Linked DNA regions of Mus musculus: region 1 is linked to region 2. A link is a loop called in an ENCODE intact Hi-C map of the cell type or tissue named here. Cell type or tissue: left cerebral cortex. All regions are shown on one strand. Each heading gives the region's core, and the rest is flanking DNA. Links, peaks and the distances in the headings are about the cores only. Region 1 has its middle 71 kb from the start of Gm30986. Region 2 has its middle 35 kb from the start of 5330413P13Rik.

The links. Peaks named below come from ENCODE experiments on the same cell type or tissue, not always from the same donor. Only the 100,000 strongest peaks of a DNase experiment are listed, where the experiment ranks them.
Region 1: a loop joins it to region 2, with 5 times the contacts of the local background. A loop is called at or near these places in 3 of 42 quality-filtered maps.

Annotation. Positions count from the first base shown.
Region 1 is chr2:131,668,221-131,671,139 of GRCm38, reverse strand. No RefSeq gene overlaps it. Among named protein-coding and RNA genes, the nearest start is that of Gm30986, 71 kb to the left of the region's middle. In left cerebral cortex, for the core only: a CTCF peak has its summit at 1,186; a DNase peak (open chromatin) is centred at 1,189; H3K27ac peaks cover 1,302 bases.
Region 2 is chr2:131,811,377-131,814,295 of GRCm38, reverse strand. No RefSeq gene overlaps it. Among named protein-coding and RNA genes, the nearest start is that of 5330413P13Rik, 35 kb to the left of the region's middle. In left cerebral cortex, for the core only: a CTCF peak has its summit at 1,356; a DNase peak (open chromatin) is centred at 1,366.

The sequences.
Region 1 (2,919 bases), core at 137-2,636, 140 kb after region 2:
GTGGAGGTGTGATGTGGGTGGATAAAGTTGTTCCAAAGACAGAGAAATCAAGCTGCTACTGAGCTGAGAGCTTCCTGCTTCTGGCTGGCTTGTAGGGCACCAGAAGGTGCTATAGGCTGCTGGGAAGAACTGTCAATAATCTTACTCTGTTGAGGACCCTGTGTGCAGCAATGCCTGCTAACTAGACAGGGTCCACTGACTGGGCCATACTGGTAAGGCCATTATGGGATAATCAACTATTTTCTGGTTGGCTTTATGACCTACTCCGTGTAAGAAAATTCACATCTGGTAGTATAAACCCAGTCAAAAGGCCATGGTTGGTGGGTCATAGGCTCCAGTTGGGAGCCTGATGCTGTGTTTTTCCAAGTAGACATTATATGGCCTTCTAAATGATACTACCTTCTAAATAGCTATAATAATGCCCATAGATTGACATTGTTCTCAGCTTTGGTCAGAGACATTAACTAGAAATGCTTATAAATAGTAAGTGTGATGAGAATGAGTGATCTCATCGGTAAGTGGGACATCGATATCACTCCCTCGATGTCTCAGAAAGTGTTACTGAAGAAGTGGCCAAAGTGTATAAGAGCCGGAAGAATGGCAGAAGTGCAGGCTGTGGTATACTGACTTTCCAGCATGATAGGTCTGTTGCACTCTTAATCTCAGGACAACTGTGGTTATGTGAACAGAACTGAGTCAGTCATTCTGTTATGGAGGGAATTGGGGTTCATGACTCCCCACCTTTCTCTGAGTATTCTCAGTTAATGGTTAATAGGGGAGGGAGAGACATTTTCTGCAGGGATGTAGTCATTGGCAAGGTGCCTGAGTTCCCGAAAACATCCATTAGCCAAGCTCCTGTTAATAAGCCCAATGAAACCATCTCTTCTCTCTCTCTCTCTCTCTCTCTCTCTTACACACACACACACACACACACACACACACAAACACAATGAGAAAGTAAAACCAGGGCAAGTTGATAAGAGAAAAAGAATCAATGAGAGAGAGAGAGAGGGGGGGGGGGTAAATATAATTGAAACACATTATGCATATTTGTGAAAATGTCATAATGAAACCCATTACAATGGAGAATTATATGTTAAGGAAAAGCAGTTAGAAAGAAGGGAAGCCATTTCTGAACTCATAACAGAACTTGCAACCTAACTCAACCACCCATGGGTGGTGCCAGAACTCTGTCTATATAACAAGGTTTCTAGGGTAGATGTTTTGGCTTGAGGACCATTGCCCTCGTGTTGGATGTAAAGCTACAAAGCAAATGAGTTCAAGTGTTTTGAGGGCTCCTTGAAATGTACACATTTTATAGAGTACACCAATTAAAGGTATTGATTTCATAATGTCTTTCACAATAACCTCAAAAAAATATATTTTGGGATAACTCTTATAAAGCAAGTATAAAACTTTGTCTTGGGTAGGGTTTCTATTGCTGCTAAGAGATGCCATGATCACAGCAATTATTACAAAGGAAGCCATTTAACTGGGGCTGGCTTACACTTCCAGAGGTTTAGTCCATTATCCTTGAGGTGGGAAGCATGGCAGCATGCAGGTAGACATGGTGCTGGAGTTAGAGCTGAGAGTTCTATCTTGACCCACTGGCAGCAGGAAGAGAATGCCACTGAGCCTGGACTTGAGCTTCTGTGACCTCAAAGCCCACCTCCTAGAGATGCACTTTCTCCAGCAAGACCACACCTCCTAATGGTGCCACTCCTTATGGTTCAAGTATTCATGCACATGAGTCTTTGGGGGCCATACCTATTCGAACCCCCACAGATCTGTATAATAAAAACTTAAAGACATTGAAGAAAGAACTTGAAGATATCAGAAGATGGAATCATCTTCCATGATCATGAATCATTAGGATTAATACTATGAAAATAGCCATCCTATCAAAAGCAATATACAGATTCAATGAAGTCCTCATCAAAATTCCAGCACAATTTTTCACAGATGGGAAACAATGATCAGAATATGCTACATAAAAATATTTTCAATATAATACAGCTATTATTTTTCAGCTCAATAGCTAGCTCAGTCCATATCCTTTAAGTTAGAAACATCTTAAAGTATGGTACCATGTTGCCTAGCATCCTCGTACTGTAACAAAGACCTAAGAGAATCCCCTTACTGAAGGGCTTGTTTTCAGCACCATTTTAGGGGGGTTGCCCATGATTAATGGCCCTATGGCTTTGGCACAATGTGTGGCAGAACAAAAACATTTTCCCGTGGTCTGGAAGCAGATGAGAAAAGGGGGAGTGAGGCCACACTATCCACAGAGACATGAGGACAGAGACACAGCTGCAGGCCACCGCCCCTGGCAGACAGAGAAATCCCTTTAACACCTTCAGAGATCTCAGTTCAGGCCAGAGCCAGATTCATGGATCTGACACTGAAAAGAATTTCAGGACCACCAGGTACAAGAAAGCAGATCGAAGATGTATGAGATGTTAATGATAGTGAGAGAGAGAAAGGCATGCAAGTCAAGAAAAGGGGTACCCCAGAGCATCAACGTGGTCTCCTCATAGCCTCACAGAGAATTAGGTAGGCCCAAGTATGGGCATAGACTTGGGAAAGGAGGGTTGCAGAGAATGAGACACACCAAGTGTGTGTCTGAGCTGCTCAAATGAGAATCACAATTAATAGTTTACAGAGCATTAGCCACATATACCATTTTAGTGGCTCTCAAGTTATAGCTCAGCAGGTTGCTAAGAAACTCTCCCCCTCTCTTTTGATAGGTGAGATTGTGGGATGACTCCAGAGGTGCCTCCCATAGAATTATAATCTGACCAAGTAACAACCAAAAGCCATGAGTCTCACCTTTCACTCTAACTGGCATTTCGGGTGGTTCCTAGAAAAGTGCATGTTTATGCCTAGGAAGGCAGAGAGACCTCCACTTCACTGCTGGTG
Region 2 (2,919 bases), core at 216-2,715:
TTATAGCCCTATTCACCAAGACCCGTCCACCAAACCCTTCCACGCACATATAATTATCCATCTAATTACTGTTACATGGTGTTGTTATCAGCCAGGCTCTGCTGCGCTGCACAGGATGAAGAACACATAAAAGCACGGCCATGAGTAAAGCTCTCACTGTGTTTCTGCAAGCCTGGGAGCTGGGCAGAAAAGACCGTGACTTCTCCTTTGCCACAGGGATGCCTTGTTTCTGTTTGGCCGTGCACTTGGGGACGTCGACGGTTGATGTCCAGAAATTTCAGGAAAGGAAAGGGTGGGCTGTTTTTGGCAAAATGAATTGTTCCTGTCAGTTAGGGCTGCTGGATAACAGATTTCTGCATGGCCGAGAGCAGGAGATCTGAAGTTGTCAATCCAGGCAAGGGGTGAGTGAGATGTGGTGAGCTCCTGCTCTTTTTTTCAGGGATAGACCTTGGGAAGGAGGCTGGGTTCAGAGTAGAAACTCGGTGCCCTGTGGACAAGGTGTTCAGACACCTTAAATAGCCAGATAACTACTGATGGTGCCCATGGCTTCTTAGACACATTCCCAACTGTCCAGCCCTCTGCCTTGGGTGGACTTCCCTCACAAGTTCCCCCAACTACCTGGCATGGCTTAAGCCAGGGGAGCTGTGATAATTCACTATATGCCAACTTGATGGGTGTGCTAGGCATTTGGTCTCACACTGTTCTAGGTGTTTCTATGATGGAACCTGGATGAGGTAAACATCTAAATAGATCAAATAAATCAAACTGCCCTACTAATGTGGGTGGACACCATCAAATTAGTTGTGCATAGAAATTGTGACCTTCATTGAGGTAATAGGAGAGTCCTACTGCCTGATGGCTTTCAGGCTTAGATATCCCAAGCCTTTTCTTGCCTTGGCACTTCATTGGAAATGAAGTAGTAGTAGTTCTTCTGGTCGAGTCTCCTGCCCTTGGGATTGGAACCGCCCCTTTGGATCTCCTAGTCTTTAGTTTGTATTGGGAAGATGGCGTGAATCTGTTCAGTTACAGATATGGAGAAAATGAATCCGTTTTACTCCACAAAGTAGAATTCAAGAGTGTGTGTGTGTGTGTGTGGGGGGGTGGTAAGGGACAATCAGGAGGAGCGCTGGGGACAGAGAGCTGATAGCAACTTGGAAAAAAGCGGGTACATGAAGAACTCAGTCTAGTTTGGACCTCAGACGGACTGCAGTAGGCACGACTTCTGCGGATACCCTTCTTTCTCACACTCCAGCCTCTCTGTTGTGGGCTAAGCCAAGAGTGAACCTACGGATCCCATCCAGGATGCTCGCGCTTTGTGGGAGGAGGATCAGATGCCGCCGCTAGGCGGCGCTCCGACCACGGGTACCAACTGCATAGTGCAAAATGTTCTCAAAGTCCTGTCTAAGGCAGAGCCTGTCAGCTCCGCCTGTTCCCAGTCCTCCTACCCATCGCTGCTCTTCCTGCCTAAGTGGAGGTGTGGTGTTGGAATCTAGATCGCGTGGAACCTTAGGACAGGGCATATCTTTTTACCCTGTTGGAAACCTGGCTGAGGGATTGGTCCTGTTGGATTCCTGAGAGCTAGCAAATATAGACAAAGTTCTCTGTTTGGGTTATACTCTCCCCGCAAGCCCACTTGACAGTGGCCTCCTCCACAGAAAGGCTTACCCACGAGTAGACCCTCTGCACCTCCGCAGATTTTCCCATCTGTCTTGGGAAAACACCGGGTAGAAAACACCAGAGCCCCTGTGGATCAGTGATAGTTTCTCTCCAGACGAACTTTAGAGTCCACGGGCATACAAGAAAGGTAATTAAGGAATCCCTATATTCAGGCCAAAGCTGGCTGCACAAGTAAGTCTGTGTAATGTTGAGTGTTGCGCAGAGCTAGAAACTTAATAGATGAAGAAGGAAAAGGGGAAGGGGCGGGGCAACTAGTGTTCCATACTTCGGTACAGGAAATAATCCTAGCTAGGATCACCCTAGTAATCACCTATAATCCAATCAAAATCAAACGAACTGAGCTGAGTCCAAAGAATCAACCAAATGGTAATTTTGAATGGCAATCAGCTTCTTTAAACAGTGAAGGGCTCCATTCTTCCACGTTCAAAACTATGAAGTTACGGAGTTTGTGGTGTAATATGGAGGGCAAAGAGCAGTAACCTGGAGGCACTGATCTGCCCTTGCCCATATGACCCAGACCGGACAGTTTACCCTCTTACACCCAGGACACTTCCTCCCATCAGAGAGCAAGAGAGCATTTATATCAAGAACGAAGAGTCGAAGAATCGTTGACTGTTTGCCCATTGCATCCGTAGAAACAGGAAATGCCCAGGCAACTCAGTAGCTCCTGAACTGAATCAATCACAGTTGAGTCAGCACTGTTGAGAACATAGCGCCTCTCAAAACCTAAATCTGTCCAGTGCTCCATCAGCAGCCAATGCTGTGCTTTAAATTTAAACAGGAAAGGCAGTGTTTGGGGTCTTTGGGGTTGCTATAACAAAACACCACAACTGTGTAGAACTATAAACAACACACATTCTCTCAATTCTTGAGGCTGGGAGGTCCAAGATGGAGGAAATGGCAGATTCACTGACTGGTTTGAAGGGCTGGCTTGCTGGCTCATAGTCAGGACCTTCTCAGGGTCTGTTCACTTGGTGAAAAAGGCTAAATATCTTGATGGCTTCCCTTTTCTACAGCATTAACACCAGTCAGGAGGACTTTTACCTCCCAACTCCCCTCACAGTTCAAAACTTAACACAAAAAATGTAGGTGTGTGTGTAAGCACAAATGTTTAGGATACACACAGCAGACACTCTCATTAGAACAAGCAAAGTCTAAAGCTCAAAGCATTTTTATTTCTGCTTGAAGATTTTAAGATTCTGTACATTTTTAAAGATTAGCAATTATAAAAAGCTTATTCTC